Regions from separate parts of the Homo sapiens genome. Here region 2 is linked to region 1. A link is an interaction called in ENCODE POLR2A ChIA-PET data of the cell type or tissue named here. Cell type or tissue: A673. All regions are shown on one strand. Each heading gives the region's core, and the rest is flanking DNA. Links, peaks and the distances in the headings are about the cores only. Region 1 overlaps LRP6 (LDL receptor related protein 6). Region 2 overlaps LRP6 (LDL receptor related protein 6).

Region 1 (11,935 bases), core at 3,304-8,303:
GTAAGCCAGTTACCAGGCCAGTTTTCCTAAGAGGACTGTAAGCGTTGGTTCATAAAGTCAACTGTAACTTAGAAGTATTTGGTCATACCTGATTAAATGAATATTTTCAAATGTGGCATTCCAGTCAAAGCCTTGGTTGCATAAGTAATGTTTCCAGCTAGAAGGCAGACTCATTGAACCTCTGCAGATAACTATATTGCCATGAAAATAAAAATAATAAGAGTTTTTGAATTCTGGAGGAGTAAGACGGGGGAGAAAAAGATAAGTGTTTATTTCGGTTTACAAAAACATAGTCTCCTTAAATTGTTGTGAGTTATAGATAGCTTCAGAGAAAAGAGAAAGGGGTTCCTTATATCCAGAAAATAGGACGCTAAGGCATCAGCAATATTTTAAACGAAACCCATAATCATCCTTCATCAGTTTATTCAGTCCTATGTAATTAATTCTTGTTCTGCTGGATCTGTGTTAGCAGTCTCACGAACCCATCTGTTTTTCTACTAGCTGTTTGGAAATCTTGACTCAGTCCACTGGTGTGGTCTCAGAGTTATTTAAGTGATGCCATCAGACGCTTGTGTTCAGGTTACCTGGCGTAGTAGTTTTCCTTTTTCTTTCTTTCTTTTTTTTTTTTTTTTTTTTTTGAGACAGAGTCTCACTCTGTCACCCAGGCTGGAGTGCAATGGCACAATCTTGGCTCACTGCAGCCTTGACCTCCTGGGCTCAAGTGATCCTCCCATCTCAGCCTCCCTAGTAGCTGCGACCACAGGTGTGTGCGACCATACCCAGCTAATTTTGTATTTTTTGGTAGAGAAGGGGTTTCGCCAAGTTGCCCAGGCTGGTCTCGAACTCTTGGGCTCCAGTGATATGCCCACCTCAGCTTCCCAAAGTGTGGGGATTAGAGGCGTGAGCCACCACACCTGGCCCATAGCCCTTTTTTATTGAAGACAAGTGCACTCTGGCCTGTAGCTGATTTGCAAGTGCTTTCAGGGAAGCATTAGAGTAAAACAGAAAACTATCTGTAGATGACAAAATACTTAAAACGGTGATGATTAACCTATTACTGATAATCTTAAAAGTGAAAGATCTCCTATTGCAAGGACGAAAAACCAAACACCGCATGTCTCACTCATAGGTGGAAATTAAACAGTGAGAACACTTGGACACAGGAAGGGGAACATCACACACCAGGTCCTGTTGTGGGGTGGGGGGAGGGGGGAGGGGTAGCATTAGGAGATACACCTAATGTAAATGACCAGTTAATGGGTGCAGCACACCAACATGGCACATGTATACATATGTAACAAACCTGCACGTTGTGCACATGTACCCTAGAACTTAAAGTATAATAATAAAAAAAAAGAAAAAAAGTGAAAGATCTTATGAAACTTTGTTAGAAAAGATAATGAAATTGGCAAGGAAGTTTGATTTTTGTGGCATGCGAACTAAAATCAACCCAAAAAAGTGTTAGACAAAAGCATATCTATAAGCGTAATGATTAACTTTATTTTATTATTATTTTTTGAGACAGAGTCTCGCTGTGTTGCCCAGGCTGGAGTTCAGTGGCGCGATCTTGGCCCACCACAACCTCTGCCTTCTGGGTTCCAGTGATTCTCCTGCCTCAGCCTCCTGGGTAGCTGGGATTACAGGCACGCGCCACCACGCCCTGCTAATTTTTATATTTTTGGTAGAGACAGGGTTTCGCCATGTTGGCCAGGCTGGTCTCAAACTCCTCACCTCAGGTGATCAACCTGCATCAGCCCCCCAAAGTGCTGGGATTAAGGTGTGAGCAACTGCGCCCAGCCGATTAACCTTATTTTAAAGAAGAGTGGCTAGTACATGTCATTTATGAATATAGATGAATATATTCATTGCAGAGAGAAAATCTAAAGACATATAATCCTAAGATGTAATGGACCATGAATATGTCAAGAGTATATCAAGAATGTATATATGTATAGAGTATATCAAGAATGTATCAAGATTATCAAGGAAAAAGATTTAGCAGTCTGGAGTAGGTCGTTAACTTCTATATAATAGCATTCCATAAGTAAATGATGTGAATTCTTAACTGAGAACCATTAGCCAACCTAGAAGATTAAAGAAGCCAAATTATGACCAAGTTAACATTGAGGAAAAAAAATCCCTGAAATTATGACTGATGACATTATACTGTTGTCTAATACCAGGCAAAGCAGCACCAGAACTCTGATTAATAGACATGGACAATGAGGGCATTGATGAATTTCTAGGAGCTTTATACCTTCATAGAACTTCCAAAATATCCCTATTAATAACATTTTACCTATACAAATTTAACTTAAACTTAGGGAGGGTAAGCCTCTCTGGCTTTGACAGTGCTTTCCATATGACCCATAACGTTTGATCAAATAAACTATTATTTTTAACATCTCTCTTTTACAAGGTAAAGGGAATTTTGATTTTCTAGGGCCCCTTAGGGGAAATCTCAAAGACAGTTGTTGGTACAAAAGGCATCATTTAGGAGGTTTGAACATTTGATTAAATAGGATCATGGGCCACTGTGGAAAAAAATACTTGGCTACATATTTAACCAAAAGTGACCGGAAAAAAAAAAAGATTTTAGTTCAGTGCGGTGGCCCATGCCTGTAATCTCAGTGCTTTGGGAGGCCAAGATGGGAGGATCACTTGAGGTCAGGAGTTTGAGACCAGCCTGGGCAACGTGGTGGGATCCTGTCTCTACAGAAATTAGCTGGGCGAAAGATTTCATGCCTATAGTTCTAGCTCCTCAGGAGGCTGAGGCAGGAGGATCGTTTGAGCCCAGGAGTTTGAAGCTGCAGTGAGCTATGATTGTGCCGTTGCAATGAGCCATGATTGTGCCACTATACTCCAGCCTGGACAACAGGGTGAGACCCTGTCTCTTAAAAAAAATATTGAAAAAAGTAAGCATGGGAGGTAATGCAGTGGTGAAGAACCTTACCCTTTTAAGGGTGTGAATACAGTTTTAAGTAATTAAGGACATGATAAAGTCAGCATTAAGCACAGGAAATTCTGGTAAGACACAATCTTTGCCTTCTGTGGAGATTATTCAGAAGGCAAAGGAAAACCTTTAATAACTTCTTTATTAAAAGCAGACTAATGGGCGGGGCACCGTGGCTCATGCCTGTAATTCCAACACTTTGGGAGGTCGAGGTGGGTGGATCACAAGGTCAGGAGATCGAGACCATCCTGGCTAACATGGTGAAACCCTGTCTCTACTAAAAAAAATGCAAAAAAAATTAGCCGTGCGTGGTGGCGGGCACCTGTAGTCCCAGCTACTCGGGAGGCTGAGGCAGGAGAATGGCATGAACCCGGGAGGTGGTGCTTGCAGTGAGCTGAGATCCCACCACTGCTCTCCAGCCTGGGTGACAGAGTGAGACTCCATCTCAAAAAACAAAAATCAAAAAGACAAACTAATAACTGAAGAAAATCCGTCATTTTAACAGAGAAAACTAAAATCTAGTTTTACGTAACTATAATATTTGATAAGCACTTAAAAACATCTTACAAATAAACCCGTCAAATCTTAGCCGGCTTTGGCTGGGCACGGTGGCTCACGCCTGTAATCCCAGCACTTCGGAGGCCGAGGTGGGCGAATCACTTGAGGTCAGCAGTTTAAGACCAGCCTGGCTAACATGGCAAAACCACGTCTCTACTAAAAATACAAAAAAATTAGCTGGGTGTGGTGGCGAGCGCCTGTAATCCCACCTACGAGGGAGGCTGAGGCAGGAGAATCACTTGAACCTGGGAGGTGAAGGTTACATTAAGCCCAGATTGTACCACTGCACTCCAGCCTGGGTGACAGAGCGAAACCCCATCTCGAAAAACGAAGAAGAAGAAAAAAATCAAGCCAGGTGCGTTGGCTCACGTCTGTTACCCCAGCACATTGGGAGGCTGAGGTGGGTGGATCATTTGAAGTTAGGAGTTCGAGACCAGCCTGGCCAACATGGTGAAACCTGCCTCTACTAAAAATACAAAAATTAGCCGGGTGTGGTGTTGGGCGCCTGTAGTCCCAGCTACTTGGGAAGCTGAGGCAGGAGAATCTCTTGAACCAGGGAGTCGGAGGTTGCAGTGAGCCGAGATTGTGCCACTGCACTCCAGCCTGGGTGACACAGTGAGACTTTGTCTCAAAACAAAACCCCCAAAATATTAGTAAATATGTATATGATATTTCTGTGTGCAGTGAACTGTAGTAGGCATTGATGATAAAATTAGTTATAAGGTATGGTTCTTGTTTCCAAGGGCTGAGATCCTAGAGGTAGGAAGTATGCTTAAAAAAAAAAAAAGCTAATATCATGTAAGTACTAAAGACTAAGGATTAAAAGAAGTAAAGCTGAGTCAATTAGAAAGGGTTACAGAGTAGGTAAGGTTTGACTCTGGCCTTGAAGGACTTGCTTGCTGGGAGAAAAAGAGAAGTATGGAGTAGGCAGGAAAATGAATACTCTGCAATGATGGGTGTGATGTACTCCCAGTTTACATGTTTTGAAACCTGTTTGTATGATGCAGAGACTATAAAAGATTAATTTAGAGTCCTAGGTAGAAGTCATGGTGGAAGGCTGAGGTATTGAGGCATTTTGTAAATTTAGGCAAGGGGAATCAGAATGGCTTTTGAGTTGGCTAAACTGAAAGTATTAGAAGTAGAAAAGGAAAGGGGAGAATATTGAGATAACTTACTATTAGGATATTTTAGGCCTAAAGTCATGAAGGTCTAGAGTAGGATAGTGGTTTTAAAAATGGAGAAGAGGAGACAGATTTAAAGACATGCTTGTAAAATAAGAGTCAACAAGACAGTAATTGTCAGACTAGGGGAAAAGGGGAGGGGCTCAAAGATGGCTCCAAGGCATGCCAGTAAGGTTAGAATTGTGTACCATTGACTGGTGAGGGATTTTGTTGTTTTGGGGGAAAGGTGATGAATTTAATTTAACGGGAGGTAGAGATGGCCAACAAAAAGTTAGAGGGACAGAACTAGAGATGATGTTTTGGGAATTAGCTGCATAGAATTGCTTGTTGACCAGGTGAACTTTAATTAATTTATTTCCTTCCTTCCTTCCTTCCTTCCTTCCTTCCTTCCTTCCTTCCTTCCTTCCTTCCTTCCTTCTGTTATAGCACAACTTATATATTTCAAATGGACAAAAAATTAGTTTTACAGCATCTTAAGATAAATTTCCTTTGAATGGGAGCTTCCTTTCCAGTACTTTGAGGTCTACAAGACATATCTAGAAAATTTGCTGCTGTGGAAAATGAAGACTGCTTAAATTGAATGAGGGGGAAGAGGAAGGGCCTGTGGTTTTTCTTTTCGATTAATTGCTGTAACACTGTGTTGTGGTTTTTCTTTTCGATTAGTTGCTGTAACACTGTCCTTGAGGTGGCTGAGGGAGTTTCATATTTTCTTTAGACACCATTAGGCGCCAAAGCTCTTGCAGGACAACTTTGGTGCTGTGAATTCTGCCATTTTGCTAGCACTGATATGGCTCTTGGGTCCACCAATCCATTAGAACTATTAACTCCATTCATATTAATTTTTTGTTACAAATCTTACAAAGGGGGGTGCTTCTGGGTATTTAGGTCCACATTTTATTTTAAGGCTGTATATTCAGTTTTCATAAATTGTTCTTGCAGGCCCAATTATCATCCCTGTACGTCTTGTAAGTGTCACGTCTTTATCATTGTCTAGACCTCAGCTAACTGCCATCTCCTACTCCTTTCTGGCCTTCTTTGAGTTCTTCCAAAAGTGGGAAATTGCAAGGGACTTTTACCCCCGAGCCTGTGGTGGCTGCCACCTTGTGTTGCTGTTGCTTGTGAACTTTAATTTTTTATACTCTGTCATTTGGAACAACAGAGAGTCTTAGGATACCTATATATAGGAAGTGGAAGGTTTGAAACAAGACAAGAAAAAATAGGTAGTATTGTATGAGGAGAACATTCTATATAGGTAGGGATATAGTCAACAGCATTGACTGCTCTAGAGGTGTTAAGAATAAAGACTGAGAGGCTGGGCGCAGTGGCTCAAGCCTGTAATCCCAGCACTTTGGGAGGCCGAGGCGGGCGGATCACGAGGTCAGGAGATCGAGACCATCCTGGCTAACACGGTGAAACCCCATCTCTACTAAAAATACAAAAATTAGCTGGGCGTAGTGGCGGGCGCCTGTAGTCCCAGCTACTCGGGAGGCTGAGGCAGGAGAATGGCGTGAACCCGGGAGGCGGACCTTGCAGTGAGCCGAGATTGCACCACTGCACTCCAGCCTGGGCGACAGAGCCAGACTCCATCTCAAAAAAAAAAAAAAAAAAAAAAAAAAAAGAGTAAAGACTGAGAAAAGACCACTGGATTTGGTTATAAAGATTTAGAGGAAGCACTTGCAGTTGAGTGATGGATAGGAAGTTAGATAAAAGAGTAATAGCTAATGAATGGTAGTGTGAAGTATATATACCAATGTTATAAGATTTTGCAGTTAGTAGAAATATAATTATTATTCTGATGGTAGCAAGGTTAGGGTTATTAAAACAAAACAATAGCAAGGAACCTGGCGTAAACCATTGAAAATACGAGAAATACAGAACAATTGATAGAGCGAAGTTGTAGAGAGGAGGTAAGGAGGCTGAACCGAAAGTATTGCTTTAGCCTTAGGAGGAAGGCCATCTTCTCATTTGAGACTGAGGACAAGGTAAGGGAAGATGGGTGGAGAGAAAATTTTGAGAGGTATAAATTAAGATGTTGGGGATGTATGACATTTACCTTGTATCCTGCTTCACTGAGATTGTTTTATGAGATGATCTGAGGATAAAGGATTCAGGGCATGGAAATTAGTCTTTAAAAGTAGAAAAGGCTTAGAAAGGCTGGTAGAGAAAGTTTCCCAGGAGTTTAATAAAGGAAAACAAGGATTCCTGAGCACTGTGAGTGTTCCACTGAAGAGAAGTGATGGTGATTATTTGGGTTATCTGAATACTAGGCAGTCAGAAAGTAAGCTCTCTGGAATGGAAGATACTGGCATGTTCCAGGGAGCAAGTATGTGGTTCCAGTGTATCTGTTTGGTAGATAAAAACAATGTTACAAATCAAATTATACCTATCAGATATCCCATTTAATATGTTGCTGAACAGATACTGGTGACAATGTAATAGAAAGTATTCAAGCATCAGAAGGGTGGTTGGACAGGATGAACCCTGGGATTTCCTTTCAATAGTGTGGTTTATGTGCAGCAGATTTATGTACAGTCCTTTACAAATCCTCAATTGTAACCAGTATTGCTAACTTAAAAAAGATTAACTTTGCCTCCTTCACCCGTTTTCAGGAGGGAGAAGAGACTCAGAATGCTTGTGAGGCCTTAACTGACCAGAAAGCGTTTTTGGATTTTGTAGACCAAAAATATTCAGTACACGTAGAAGTGTTAAAGTTTGACTTGAAAGCAATGAAAGACATTTGGCTGCCACCTAATGTCCTATAGCTTTGATATAGTTTTCCAAGATAGTGCCATAAAGAAGGTGCCCAGTAAATATTAGATGATTATCACTCTTGAATTTTCAATTTTAAGTGTTTCGTGGGTATTCCTTAGCCTTATGCAGCACTTAGCATTGTATCCTTCACTAGTAGGGACCTTTTTTCTGATGTTTATATTTGGCCCATAGTATGAGAGACTCAGTATAGTGGGCTCTGTGGGGACTGATAAATCAGTGTGATGTGTGAAGGCCAGAAATGAATTAAAAGTGACTCTGTTAGGGAAGTTTATGAATTTGCTGATAGCTGCAGCAGATACACAGAATAAGCAGAAAGATTGGTTAGCCACTTTTTAAAAAAGCTGTCTGCCAGTTTGTTTTTGACTAAGAAAGTTGGATTTAAGCTTAGTTAGGGAAGTTTATGTTGTACTTATAGATGAAAATAGTATACATTTATAACTATTTGACAGACACAATCTATAGTGTAAACATCACTTTTTTCTTACACTTTTTTGAGATTGGAGTAATTTCTTGAAAAGGGGAATCGTTACTTCTAAATGGTAGTTGGGCTTGGCTTCAGATGACACAGTTGTAGACCCTTAGTAAGTAATTATGAAAGAAGATCATGTAGATAATTGTATCATAACTCACTCTTTTTTTTTTTTTTGAGACAGGGTCTCCCTCTGTCACCCAGGCTCACTGCAGCCTTAAATTCCTGGGCTCAAGTGACCCTCCCATTTTAGTCTCCTGAGTACCTAGGACTACAGGCGTGCACCACTATGCCTGGCTACTTTTTTAAATTAATTTTTTTGTAGAGATGGGGTTTCCATGTGTTGCCAAGGCTGGTCTTGAACTCCCGGGCTTAACCAAAGTGCTGGGATTACAGGCGTGAGCCACCGTGCCTGGCTTGGTCTTACTTTTGCTGCCTCATTTATGTTCTGCATTCCAGCCTCTAGATGTGTGCTATCCAATACTACCACTAGCCACACTTGTCTATATAAATTGGAATGAATTAAGATTATATAAAATTGGGGCCGGGCGCAGTGGCTCACGCCTGTAATCCCAAGCACTTTGGGAGGCCCTGGCGGGTGGATCACCGGAGGCCAGGAGTTCAAGACCAGCCTGGTCAACATGGCGAAACCCCACCTCTAGTAAAAATACAAAAAATTAGCCGGACCCATAGTGGTGGGCACCTGTAATCCCAACTACTCAGGAGGCTGAGGCAGGAGAATTGCTTGAACCTGGGAGGCGGAGGCTGCAGTGAGCTGAGATCGTGCCATTGCACTCCAGCCTGGGCAACAAGAGCAAAACTCTGTCTCAAAAAAAAAAAAAAAAAAAAAAAGTTTATATAAAATTAAAAATTTAATTTTGTAGTCACACTAGCCACATTTTAAGCGCTCCATAGCTGCGTGTGACTGGTGGTACTGTGTTATGCAGTGGAGAGGACATTTCCATCATCACAGAAAGTTCTGTAGGACAGTAGTGCTCTAGATTTTTAATTGTTGCTTGATACTAGGAAAGTAAATGTCAGAAGCTTGGAATAGATATTTAATAAAAACCAAAAAACATGGAATTTATACTACCTCACTCCCAACAGCTTCAACTTTCTCAAAGTTAAATGTTATTTCTGTAAGATTGGCTTTATATTTAGTTTCGGGTCTTTTCAAAGGTCATTTTAATAGTAATATAGAACAGAATAAAGTAGCTTTACTAAGAACTATTTCTGTCAAACTGTAACAGTTTTATTAAGGTATAATTGATAGACAATAAATTTTGCTTATGTTAAGTGTAAAATTTAATAAGTTTTGACATGTTTACACCTCCGAAACCATCATTATTGATAATATAGCTCATCACCTGCAAAAGTTTGCTCATGCCCATTTTTAATCCTCCCCCTCATTCTTTTGCACCTTCTTTCCCTATTTTGAGACAGCCATTGATCTGCTTTGTGTTTTTACAAAAGTTTGCCTTTTGTAAAAGTTTATATAGATGAGAGTCATGCAATATATACCTTTGTTTTGGCCTGGCTTCTTTCATTCTGAATTATTTTGAGATCCACCCATTTTTCATGTACAAAGGGTTCATTATTTTCTGTTGTATGGCAGTATCACAGTTTTTTATCCATTAGCCTGTTGATGACATTTGGGTTGATTCCAGTTTGGGTTATTACAAATAAATTGGTATGAGCATTTGCATACAAGTCTTTGTATTGACATATGTTTTTGTTTCTCTTGAGTAAATACCTAGATGTGGAATAAACAGTATCTAGCTATTGCCTTGGATTGTATAGTAGGTTGTATGTTTAACCTTTTAGGAAACTGCCAAACTGTTTTCCCAAGTGGCTGTACCATTTTACATTCACCCCAGTAGAGTATGAGTGTTCCAGTAGCTCCATATTATTGCCAATTCTTGGTATAGCCAGGCTTTAAAATTTTATCTGAGTTATTTTAACAAGAAAAGACTATCGTGGTGGAAATAGTTCCCCCCATTTCCTATGTCTTATTTTTTAAATGCTGCAAAAATAATATTTTGTGTGTGAAGTTTAGATGGTCTCCTAATGATTTATTTATTCTTTTCTTATTTTCGACAGTCTTTGCTCACTTAAACCGATTTGAAACGCAGTTTATAAGAACCAATACGTTTTCTTCCTTTTCACTTACATATTTTTCTTTTTTTGTTCTAGCGGCCCCTTTGTTGCTTTATGCAAACAGACGGGACTTGCGATTGGTTGATGCTACAAATGGCAAAGAGAATGCTACGATTGTAGTTGGAGGCTTGGAGGATGCAGCTGCGGTGGACTTTGTGTTTAGTCATGGCTTGATATACTGGAGTGATGTCAGCGAAGAAGCCATTAAACGAACAGAATTTAACAAAACTGAGAGTGTGCAGAATGTTGTTGTTTCTGGATTATTGTCCCCCGATGGGCTGGCATGTGATTGGCTTGGAGAAAAATTGTACTGGACAGATTCTGAAACTAATCGGATTGAAGTTTCTAATTTAGATGGATCTTTACGAAAAGTTTTATTTTGGCAAGAGTTGGATCAACCCAGAGCTATTGCCTTAGATCCTTCAAGTGGGTAAGTTTTTGTACAGTGTACGAAGATCATCATACCTCCTTTCGGTTTTTCTCCACTGACATACACCACCCTGACCCCTATGAGAAAAGAAAGATCGAAAACAGGAATTTTAGATTCTTTGGGCTTCTTTGTTGAGTAGACTTGAATGTGGAAAGTTACGTTGTGTTATTATTATTTTTGACAGGGTTTTTGCTTTGTCACTCAGGCTGTAGTGCAGTGGTGCAATCAAAGCTCACTGCACTGTCAGCCTCCCAGGCTGAAGTGATCCTCCCATTTCAGCCTCCCAAGTAGCTGGGACTTTAGGTGTGCGCTACCACACCTGGCTAGCTAAAAAAAATTTTTTGTTAGCTGGGCGTAGTGGCGCACATCTGTAATCCTAGCTAGACGGGTGGCTGAGGCACGAAAATCACTTGAACCCAGGAGGCAGAGGTTGCAGTGAGCTGAGATCGCACCACTGCACTCCAGCCTGAGCAACAGAGTGAGACTTTGTCTCAAAAAAATTTTTTTTTGTAGAGACAGAATTTCACCGTGTTGCCCAGGCTGGTCTTGAACCCCTGGGCTTAAGTGATCAATCGCTCTGCCTTGGCCTCCCCAAGTGCTGGGATTACAGGTGTGAGCCACTGTGCCCAGTGTGTTGTGTTCTTAGTGTTTCTGTAAATCGTTTTGGGTTTCTAATAGCCATGTTTATATTTCTTGGGTTTTCTTCTGTATTTATTTTTTGTGATATCAGAAGATAATTTAAAGAGAGAGAAGAAGGAATGAAATGAGAAGTATTTGATAGCCCAAGATGAGATAGACTAATCTAGATCTTATACCTTTTATTATATACACAATGATACTGTGATACTAGTGTTTTTTTGTTACACTCTGAAGCGTTATTTAATGTCAGTATTGAATGAAAAATAAAAATTATTAAATAACTCATTTCTAGTTAGCTAAACATATATTTGCAATAAAGGTTTATTTTCTAATGAGAAGGAAAACTTAAAGCTCTGAGTAAATCTCATTTCAGAGTGTGAACTGTATCCTCACATTGCTTCTCTGTTACTATGTCTCATTTCTACTATTAGTATACACCATTTTGTGATATTTCTTTATTGAATAAATTGTCATGGCTAGTCTGTCATGGCTAAGTATAGATAACTATCTGAACATGAACCTAAAATGACTAATATTTGGTTAAAATCCAAAGATAAATAACCTGTACTATTTTAATACTTTGTTTTCTTTAGCTTTCAGTTGTATTAGAATGCTTTAAAACTCATTTCACTTATAGAAAGGAGTGAATTCTTTTTATGTAATAAATGAGAACTTGGGGAGAATGGAAGAAAGGTTTATATGTGCTTCTTTATCTTGATATCAGGCCTGGTTACAGAGGTTGAACAGGATGCCATGTTGTAGAAAAATGAGAAGAC
Region 2 (10,881 bases), core at 1-5,000, 88 kb after region 1:
GTCTCTACTAAAAATACAAAAATTAGCTGGTCATGGTGGCGCATACCTGTAATCCCAGCTACTCGGGAAACTGAGGCACGAGAATCACTTGAACCTGGGAGGCAGAAGTTGCAGTGAGCCGAGATCATGCCACTGCACTCCAGCCTGGGTGACAGAGTGAGACTCTGTCTCAAAAACATAAAATAGGGGTGATGCCATACTTGCAGGACTGTTGTATTAAGTGACAAAATCTACGGACAAAACGTACTTAGGATAATACTTGATAAGATGTATCTATTATTAGTTTGAATTATGATTTTTAAAAGTGTTATGGGACTCAGTGCTATAATGGTAGTATAATGGTTACATTCATTTATATGGTAGGCATGATGACTTGCCATAATCTTAAGCACCTTTAGAAAATTGACCACTAATTAAGATCTGTAGCATTGTGGTCACAGCTTTTCCACTTGATTACTGATAAATTTTAAAAGTAAAGTCATTCTGCTGTTAGTAGAATAAATTTTTGGTGCATTAGAGTTTTAAAATTTCTCCCCTGAATTGGCAGTAAAACTTGAAGTTGCATTTATTAGAGATTGACATCAAATTTTTCTGTGCTTGCAAGTTATGTGAATTTTAATAGGAAATAGTATGCCTCTTGGCACTTCTGGATCCTCTTGCCCCTGACAAAAACCAAACCAAACCTTCTTTCTGGATAGGGTTTAGACTTATGCCATATGACTTAGTTGTTAATGTTCTTTTGCAGACCATCAGCAGAGCCTTTATGAATGGCAGTGCACTGGAACATGTGGTAGAATTCGGCTTAGATTATCCAGAAGGCATGGCAGTAGACTGGCTTGGGAAGAACTTGTACTGGGCAGACACAGGAACGAATCGAATTGAGGTGTCAAAGTTGGATGGGCAGCACCGACAAGTTTTGGTGTGGAAAGACCTAGATAGTCCCAGAGCTCTCGCGTTGGACCCTGCCGAAGGGTAAACAGCTTTACATGTGCATTCTTTGCAACTGCAGTGTACATTTCGGGGAACATGGCATAGTTACAGATGATATTCTTAATGTTTTAAATAATACGTATTAGGAATCTGAGAACTAAATGATAGATGAACTTTTAAAAACACTATTGATATTTTGCTGATTTGAATGAATAATTATTAGCTAATTTTACTCTTGTCGTAATTAACTTTAGGTGAAGAAAGAGGGGAATGGGTTAATAAATGTTACTGATGAGTATACTGATATGTTAAGTATATATACCAAGAGGTATTATCCATCTGTAGTTGCTTGCACTCCTTCCCAGTTATACTAGATTCCAAGCCTATTGAAGTAAACCCACCGAAACAATGTTGTGAGCTAAGAAAAAACTACATTTAAAAAGCTTTATTTTGGAGTATTTATTAATTCAAAATGGATAGTTTGGTTTGATCATTATTATAAACTGGCAGTAGCTTTGTTATTACAAGATAGAATAAACTGTTCACAACATGATGTTTTTCAAGGGCGAGTGTTCCTTTTTACAAGAGTCAGCAAATTTTTTAAAGCCGGCAGCTAAGAAATCTGAAATCTAAAGAAAAATTCCACTTATAAAAGAAGTCAACAGGCCGGGCGTGGTGGCTCACGCTTGTAATCCCAGCAACTTTGGGAGGCCGAGGCGTGGGCAGATCACAAGGTCAGGAGTTCGAGACCAGCCTGGCCAACATGGTGAAACCCCGTAACTACTAAAGATAAAAAAAAATTAGCCAGGCATGGTGGCATGTGTCTGTAGTCCCAGCTACTCTGGAGGCTAAAGCAGGAAAATTGTTTGAATCTGGGAGGTGGAGGTTGCAGTGAGCCGAGATCGTGCCACTGCACTCCACCCTGGGCAACAGAGCAAGACTCCATCTTGGAAAAAAAAAAAGAAGTAAACAGTGTGAACATATAAATATGTTTACTGTATTTGCTACTTAAAATAATTTCCCTGAAGTGACATTGATTCCATGATTAGCTAGTAATTCATCTAGTCAGCACTGACATATTGTGGTGATCTTTGCTCTAAACATTAGCTGCCAGACAGATAAATTTAATAGTTGGGACTAATTGGTTGCTGCTGGCAAGTATGAAATTTCTCTCACAGTTGTTTCTCTTTGGCTCTTGTGGTGTGCACATGCCTGTCAAATGACAAGTGCAAATGCATATAAAGGCAGGACACCTTCAGTTTTCAGAAAAGCATGTTCATACATTGCTACCAAGTCAGCTATCAGCTGACAGGCTGATGAGTGAATATATGTCCTCAGGTATTTCGTGAGAGCTGGCATGTGATGTGCTTTTTTAGTTCCAGTATTCAAGAGTCTCAAAAACTAGCACCTCACTAGTTTACTTGAAAGGGCATTTGGCCAAGGATTAGGTTCTAGTTCTAGCTCTGTCATCTAACTGGCTTGAAGACATTAGATAAGTTGTTCACATTTCTTGTAGTGTTTTGGGCTCTTCATCTATAAAAAGCCTATACTGTAGGATTACTGTAAGATTAAAGTGCAAAACTCAAAAATGGAAAATAACAGCAAAGTAATTATTCTAAAATTTCACAGAGATTGTTGTAGCGTAGTGTAGTGTTCATTGCCCAGTGGACACATCAAGGGGTGAGTCGTTGTTCTTACCATATAGTATGCTCCCTTGGACCATATGACCAAATACATTTTCAAGCTTTGCTTTTGACTTCAGTTAAAGGCTTAGTATTTATAATTACCTTTCATGTACTTCTGCAACTTATTTTGAGGAAGAGTTGATTACACAAGTCAAAAAGTAAGTTCAGCATATTAAAAACTCAAATTAGTTAATATTCAAAAGTATATAAAAATATTTTACTCAGAAGTGAACCAGATTCTGAGACCAGAGCTTTAAACCTTTGCTGTTTTCTTGAATGTTAATTTTACAAATGCCAGTACTGCAATAAACTGTTGGTTTATTTCCAATTCCTAGGTTTGGATGGAACAAATGTATTGGAAAGACTAAGGAAAGCTGACTCACTTCCTTTTTGGGATATGGAAAAAAATATTTAGTTTAGGGTGCCAAAATAATTGAAAGCATTGTAGCCGTGATTTTGTTTAACCCATTTCCTTGATTTGCTGTATGTTTTCTTTAAATTTATTTAGTTACTTTGCATGAATATGACTCTTTCCCCCAGATAATAAAAAATTGAAATGTTAAATATTTATTATTTTGAATTTAGATTTATGTATTGGACTGAATGGGGTGGAAAACCTAAGATAGACAGAGCTGCAATGGATGGAAGTGAACGTACTACCTTAGTTCCAAATGTGGGGCGGGCAAACGGCCTAACTATTGATTATGCTAAAAGGAGGCTTTATTGGACAGACCTGGACACCAACTTAATAGAATCTTCAAATATGCTTGGTAAGCTTTACTACTTTTTACTCAAACAGTATATTCTTTCCATGCAAATATCAGTGGCTGCTATTTATCATTGGTTAGATACTTTTAATACAACTTCATATGAATGTGTCCATTCTTCTTCTGTTCTGGAATTGTATCCTGTTTGTTATTAATAGTGATCCAGGTACTTGGATTCATCTTTTTATTATGTGAAAGTTTCATTATTATTGGACTTGTAATGAAATTTATAACTCCCTAGATACTCCTGAAATGACTTTTGTACCAGTAAAATATATATATTTCCATCTTTTCCTTCTATAGTTCAAGAAGAAAAAGTGAACTGTAGACCCTTATATAGAGAAAATAAAACCACATTTAAAGTAGACCATTTGCAAGAATTTTAGGAAACTGAGTGATTTGTAGCAGGAATATAAGTTTGAAGCATGGGGTCAGAAGATAGATTGATTTCAGAGAATTGGTCTCGTTTTAGAATTGCTTTTAAATGAATTTTTCTATTTTAAATTGCTTACAATGTAATGTTTTATATGTTAGGGCTTTTTTTTTTCTTTTTGCCAGCAAGACACTTGTATTCTCACATATTTCATCACTCTGCTTCTCCCCTGTCTACTGCCTTTCTGAAAATAGGGCTCAACCGTGAAGTTATAGCAGATGACTTGCCTCATCCTTTTGGCTTAACTCAGTACCAAGATTATATCTACTGGACGGACTGGAGCCGACGCAGCATTGAGCGTGCCAACAAAACCAGTGGCCAAAACCGCACCATCATTCAGGGCCATTTGGATTATGTGATGGACATCCTCGTCTTTCACTCATCTCGACAGTCAGGGTGGAATGAATGTGCTTCCAGCAATGGGCACTGCTCCCACCTCTGCTTGGCTGTGCCAGTTGGGGGTTTTGTTTGTGGATGCCCTGCCCACTACTCTCTTAATGCTGACAACAGGACTTGTAGTGGTAAGCTGCATTTCCCTCCAAAGCAAGCTAGAATGAGAGAAAGCAGCATTTTCAAAGTACTTTAGTGTGTGTTTTTTCTAAAGTTAAATAGTGTGGAAATCCAGAGGGGGTTATTTGTTTGGTTAAAGGGTAGGGGAATGCAAGTGTTTGTTACTTATTACTTGTTTGATGATAGCAATTTGATGTTATAGAAAAATTAAGTCTTATGCTGGTCCATTGTCTTATGTCCGTAACCCAGCACTTTGGGAAGCTGAGGTGGGAGGAATGCTTCAGCTCAGGAGTTCAAGACCAGCCTAGGCAATATAGCGAGACCTTGCCTCTACAAAAAATAAAAAAATTAGCCAGAGTAATGGTGTGCATTTGTAGTCCCACCTACTCAGGAGGGTGAAGTAGGATGATCACTTGGCCCCAGGAGATTGAGGCTGCAGTGAGCTATGGTGGCACCACTGCATTCCAGCCTGGGTGACACAGAGAGATTCTTTCTTCAAAAAAAAAGGAAAAATTAAGTCTTTTACCCTTGGACATTAAATATTAAGTGTAAAAGTTGCATAGTTTCATGCATCATATTTATTGTAAAGGAAGGGAAGAACATTACAAACAGTAAAACAGTGAATCGCAAAACACAACTTACTTGTCCTTTGAAGTGCAAAGAGTAGGACAGTCATAAAAAATTTAAATGTTTAACAGGCCATACAGAAAACGCGTATGAGAACATGTAACCCAGTATAAAGTAACAGTTGATGAGAAACTAAAGAGAACATGCAATGAACATAGTAGGCAGTTGCAGTTTAACTGAAGCTGATGTTACCAGATCTTTTCATTTGGTCCTGAATCTAGATTTTTTTGTGTGTGTGACTCCCTCATCTCCTGATTTTTAAATACCGGCAAGTACACACATAACACTAACAACAAAGTGTGTAACAAAACATTGTTGGCTAGGGGAAACCTGGCTTATAACTTAAATATATATGAAGGCCCATTTCTTGGTGGATAGACAAGAACAAATTGGTAGATACGATTAAGAAATAAGTAGATTAAATCAGAAAGAGTAGATTATGGGAGGGGTGTAGGGTTTGGGTCAATATGATGGAAAGTAACAAACTGCTAAGGATATTAGAGGTAATTAACTATTGACATGACTTTCTTTTGTGCTTGAGAGAATGTGTCAGAATTCCCATAGGAAAAATTTGGTCTGTTCTGATGCCAACTTCAGTTGTGAAAGAGAAAGGACACAAGCATGTAGTGGAATGATTAAGAGGTTATACTTTGGAATCTCTGCCACACATTAGCTTTTTTGCTTTACACAAGTAATAAATTCTTTAAGCCTTTATTTTTTCTCATTTGTAAAATTGGAATAATAATAGTAATTGCTGTATAGGGTTGTTATGAAGATTAAAGATAATACATGGTCTGATTTCTGGGGAGAACCAGTAGCAGGGAAGTCAGTTAGACCAGTGTGGTAATGCAGGTAGACCTGGACAATGGTGGTGGCAGCAGCGTGTGTGTTGAAGAGAGGTTGATGGATTCGAGATGTATGTGGAAGCTAGAGCAAGCAGAAGTTGTTAATGAGTTCTGTGTGGGAAAGAAAGGGAGGAAGCAAGGATGACCTCTAGATTATGTGTCATAGATGATGGACTATCATCGGAGAAGAGACATGAGGTTGAAGATACAAATTTTGGGATTACCAGGATGTATTTAAAATGAATGAGGTTACCTAAAGAGAAGGTATAGTTCAAGAGCCAGCAGCTTTCTCTCATAGGCTTTGTGGGTGTTTAGGCTGTCTCACACCTGCTGAACTCTGCCCAGCTCTCGCCATGGCAGTGTGAGAGCAGCCTCAGGCAATACATTTTAAAAATGGAAGTGGCTGAATTCCAGTAAAACTTTATTACAGAAACAGGCAGCAGGCCAGATTTAACTTGTGGGCCATAACCCCCATCAGTGGGCTAACTCTGATGGAGAGAAAAGAAGGCACTTGGTAAACTATGCAACTCTGGTTGAGGAAGAGAAGTTCACAGAGAACACTGAGAAGTAGCAACCAGAGAGGTAAGAGGAAAAGCGGGAGAGAATAGAGGCACGAAGACAGAGATTAGGTTGTTTCAAAAATGAACTCTGTTGAATGAGTAAGGGGAGGTCTAAAATAGCATACACTGGATTTTTGGGTAAAGTGGTTATTAACCCTGAAGAGAGTAATTTCAGGGAAGTAATGGTGAAATGCAGAATGCAGTACATTAAAACGTGAATGGAAAAAAGGAAACGATAGTGACATATATAGACATCTCTTTTGAGAAGTTTGGCTTCTCATTTCACACAGAATAAAAACCTAGTTCTTATAATGGCCTACTGGGTCCTACATGACCTATACCCCACATTTCATAACCCCTTCTTCACTCTCACTCCCCACCACTCAGTTTTCTTCTCTAACCTCAGCTTTTACTCTTGTCTCTCTTGCTTTCTTCATTACAGCCACACTGGCCTCGTTGCTGGTTTCAGCTAGGCCGGGTACTCCCGCTTCATGACTGTTGAACTGCTTGTTTACTCTGCTTGGAGTGTTATTGCATATATTTGCGTGGATACCCTTCACGTCCAAGTCTTTGCTTAATTGTTTCCTTCATAGTGACACCTGGTCTATGCTATTTAAAATTAAAATTATGCTGCCATTCTATCCAACGTGCCAGTGCCCCTTATCTGTACTTTTTCTTTTCTTTTTCCCATAGCACTTTCACCTCTTTATGTATTATGTAATTTATATACTCTACTATTTATGTCACTTCCTTCTTTATTATATTTGTTGCTTATTGTCTGTTGGAATATAAACTCCATGAAGCAACAATTTTTTTTCTGTTTTCTTCATTGACATATCTTATGTGCCTTAGAATAACACTTAGTCTGTGGTAGATACTCAAGAAATTATTGTTAAATAAATGAATGAAGAAACAAGGCAAGGCTTGGAAAAACACATACGCTGTTTTACCCAACAGCTTTGTGACCTTGGGAAAATTATTTAACCTTTTTTTTTTTTTTAACAGTCCAGAAGTCTTTTATTTTTTTAACACCTATTATGCCATGAATTCATAGGGAATAGGTTCCAGCAGCTCAGGCTCCTTCCCACTGGTTCTCACAAAATATGCTTCTCTGGGTGGAGCAGGCTGGCGCTTCAGTTGAACCCAGGTACCTTTCTCTTTGGCTTCTTTCTTTTTCTGATCATTTTCCTTCTTTTTCTGATAACTTTCCATTTTCTGATAGCTTCCTTTAGGAAGCTATCTCGGCTCTTAGCGTGCTTAACGTGCTGAATATGCATATTAATTCTGTTGGCAAGAATCTTGCCCTTAACTTTTTTGTTTACAACAATGCCAACAGCATGCTGGGTAACATTGTAGACCCTTCCAGTTTTGCAGTGGTAACACTTGTGGGGCATTCCTTTTGAACAGTACCCATTCCCTTGATGTCTACAATATCACCTTTCTTACAGATTTGCATATAGGTGGCCAAAGGAACAACTCCATGCTTTCTAAAAGGCCTAGAGAACACGTATCGGGTGCCTCTCCTCTTTCCCTTTGTGTTCATCATTTTGGCAAATTACTGGAAGATGGCAGTTCTGGCTGAAAGACTTTTTGTTTGTTTGTTTGTTTGTTTGAGACAGAGTCTCACACTGTCACCCAGGCTGGAGTAAAGTGGCGTGATCTTGGCTCACTGCAACATCCGCCTCCCAGGTTCAAGTGATTCTCCTGTCTTAGCCTCCTGAGTAGCTGAGTTTACAGGCGTGCATCACGGTGCCTGGCTAATTTTTGTGTTTTTAGTGGAGACGGGATTTCACCATGTTGGCCAGGCTGGTCTTGAACTCCTGACCTCAGGTGATCCACCAGCCTTGGCCTCCCAAGATGCTGGGATTACAGGCATGAGCCACTACGCCTGGCCTAACCTTTCAGATCCTCAGCGCACTCGCCTATAAAATAGAGATAATTTTGTGGATTAAATAACATTTAGTATGATATGTAATATATTGGAGGTCCTAAATAAATTTTTCTTTTCCTTTCCTCGTCTCAAATTTTATTTTCTTACTTTCAAAATCATAGCTACAAGGCTCTCCTTGTCACTCAGTGCTTCTTTCTGGCTTTTTTCCCTCTTTTTAAGAGATCAGGTCTTACTGTGTTGCCCAGGTTAGACTTGAACTCCTGGGCTCAAGCAGTCCTCCCACCTCAATCTTCCGAGTTGCTGGAACTACGAGCACATGCCACTGCGCTAGGCTCTATTGCTTGTTTCTTTGTTTCTTCATATATTATTGTAATGAGTGTTTATTTATCAAGCACCTATTACATGCTGCGCATTACTTCAGCCGTTGGAAAACATAGCAGTGAATGAAATTCAGTGGAACAGATAATAAACTAAATAAATTATGTCAGGGGTTAGGTGGCAATAAGTATAATGAAGAAATATAAAGAGCAAGAAAGGGTGATGGTGACAGGGACTGCAGTGTTAACTGGGGTGATTAGGGAAGTTCTTACTGAAAAAATGACATTTATGTCAAGAACTGAAGGAAGTGAGGAAATGAGCTATGCGGATACTGGGAGAAGGCCTATCAAGCAAAAGGGGATAGTAAATGCAAAAGGTCTTGGGGGAACATGTCCGACATGTTAGAGGAACACCTAGGAAGCTAGTGTTGCTGGAATGAAGTGAATAAAGAAATTAGATCAGAGAGGAAATGGGAAGCCAGATTGTGTAATCCTTTATTCAGTACTGAAGTGGCCTCTGTGGCATCTTTGTGCAAATTGGAAAAAGATGTTTCCTCTGAGCAGATTTAGCCCTACAGGTGTATGGCGTGGCTAAGGAAGTGTGGACTGGATTTCAGTTCCTACTCAATGCCCCTGGCACAGAGCACAAATGGTACAGTCATACATGATGGTCTTGGCCTTATAGTTTATTCTATTCTTAAACAAGAGCAACACCTTTGTCTAAGCTACCAGTGAACACATATGCCTTCAGAAGAGAACTGAAAAGCTCCCTCCTACGTACATCTCATCCTCCAGCTTCTCTGATGTCTCCATTGTGGGAATGCGAGACTCAAGACAACCAGATGAGGTCGTTGTTAAAGCACCATTCTGAAGGAAATGTGAGAGAGGTGGTTAGAGTTTAATAAATTTGATAGGGTGGATTTAGGCTTTTAAAATGGCATATTCTTTGTCATTTTAAACACTGACTTGAAAATAGGTCAAAATATTAGCTGCCTTTTAGAAATAACCAGTTAATTTGTAATTTTTAATATATTTGAGTAGACTTTTTGGAGCAGGTATTTATTTGGAGCCACATATGGCTTTCTCTTAATCTGCATTTCTAGAACAACAAGATCCACAACTAATTGTGGAATCTTATTGAAGGTTAAAATTTTGCTTGGAAAAGAGAGTACCCAGCAAAATATCCTAGGAGCCAAATATATATTTGATTAATTGCTTCCCAGGCAAGAAAATATGGGAACTAAAACTCTGGGATCTTTCTTCTAAGTCTTTTAAACAGAAGGGGGTCTTGCTGGGTTGTTCAGGCTGGTCTTGAACTCCCAGCCTCAAGTGATCCTACTGCCTCAGCCTCCCAAAGGGCTAGTATTACAGGCATGAACCACTGTGCCCAGCCAATTTAGAACCTTTAAAAATTTTTTTCTTGCTTTACTAAGAAAGTAGTACTGCCAAAATATAATTCTTTTAAAATAAAAATGATAGTGGGAGACTTTTTAGCTATTCTGTGTGATGTGTTTTTACTACTCGAAGTATGGACTCCACAAAAATTGCTAAAAGTTGTTAAATCAATGTATTAGTATGATGGACTCCAGAAATGGAGATTTGTAGTAGGATCATTGGGATAACTTTCTAAATCTTCCAAGCTGAGTGTGGGTTTTTAACTAATGAAGAACTTAAAGCAGAATTGCAGTTTTGTAGATAACAAGTTTCTTTGTGAGTACTGATTTCCTTTGGGATTTAAGCCAGTATTCATTTGAGTGTAAATGTAAAATAAGCTGAGAGACCACAAATAATGGAGCTGTGAAGAATGGGGAATAGGAGGAAATAAAGCAAGGAGTCGTGGCTTGGCTATTTATGTTTTATATTCCTGAGAAGGACAAAATTCTCCTGTATTTAGGTGATGTCTAAGCACTAAGAAAATAGAGTATAATTATGAAATGTATACAGATATTTTAATGAAGATTTAAAAAATGGCCTTAGACTTTGAAGTTGTTGGTAGTCTCCCAGAAGTCATTCTTGGCCAGGCATGGTGGCTCACATCTGCAAACCCAGCACTTTGGGAGGCTGAGGTGGGTGGATCACGAGGTCAGGAGTTCGAGACCAGCCTGACCAGCATGGTGAAACCCTGTCTCTACTAAAATTAAAAAAATTAGCTGGGCATGGTGGTGGGCACCTGTAATCCCAGCTACTTGGGAGGCTGAGGCAGGAGAATCGCTTGAACCTGGGAGGTGGAGGCTGCAGTGAGCCGAGATCGCACCACTGCATTAGTTCATTTTCATGCGGTTGATAAAGACATATTGGAAACTGGGAACAAAAAGA

What was found. Peaks named below come from ENCODE experiments on the same cell type or tissue, not always from the same donor. Only the 100,000 strongest peaks of a DNase experiment are listed, where the experiment ranks them.
Region 2: POLR2A ChIA-PET joins it to region 1 with 5 read pairs; 2 of 35 experiments call an interaction of 5 or more read pairs at or near these places.

The regions. Positions count from the first base shown.
Region 1 is chr12:12,242,847-12,254,781 of GRCh38, reverse strand. It overlaps LRP6 (LDL receptor related protein 6), which reads left to right. Exons shown (of 23, transcript NM_002336.3): 2 at 10,127-10,520. It also overlaps the pseudogene LOC101929053. Among named protein-coding and RNA genes, the nearest start is that of LRP6, 18 kb to the left of the region's middle. In A673, for the core only: a CTCF peak has its summit at 5,467; DNase peaks (open chromatin) are centred at 4,951 and 5,221; H3K4me3 peaks cover 302 bases; H3K27ac peaks cover 5,000 bases.
Region 2 is chr12:12,152,284-12,163,164 of GRCh38, reverse strand. LRP6 (LDL receptor related protein 6) reads left to right here. Exons shown (of 23, transcript NM_002336.3): 10 at 746-972; 11 at 3,201-3,385; 12 at 4,010-4,336. It also overlaps the pseudogene RPL21P100. Among named protein-coding and RNA genes, the nearest start is that of MIR1244-4, 46 kb to the right of the region's middle. In A673, for the core only: no CTCF peak of the experiment used is centred there; no DNase peak of the experiment used is centred there; H3K27ac peaks cover 920 bases.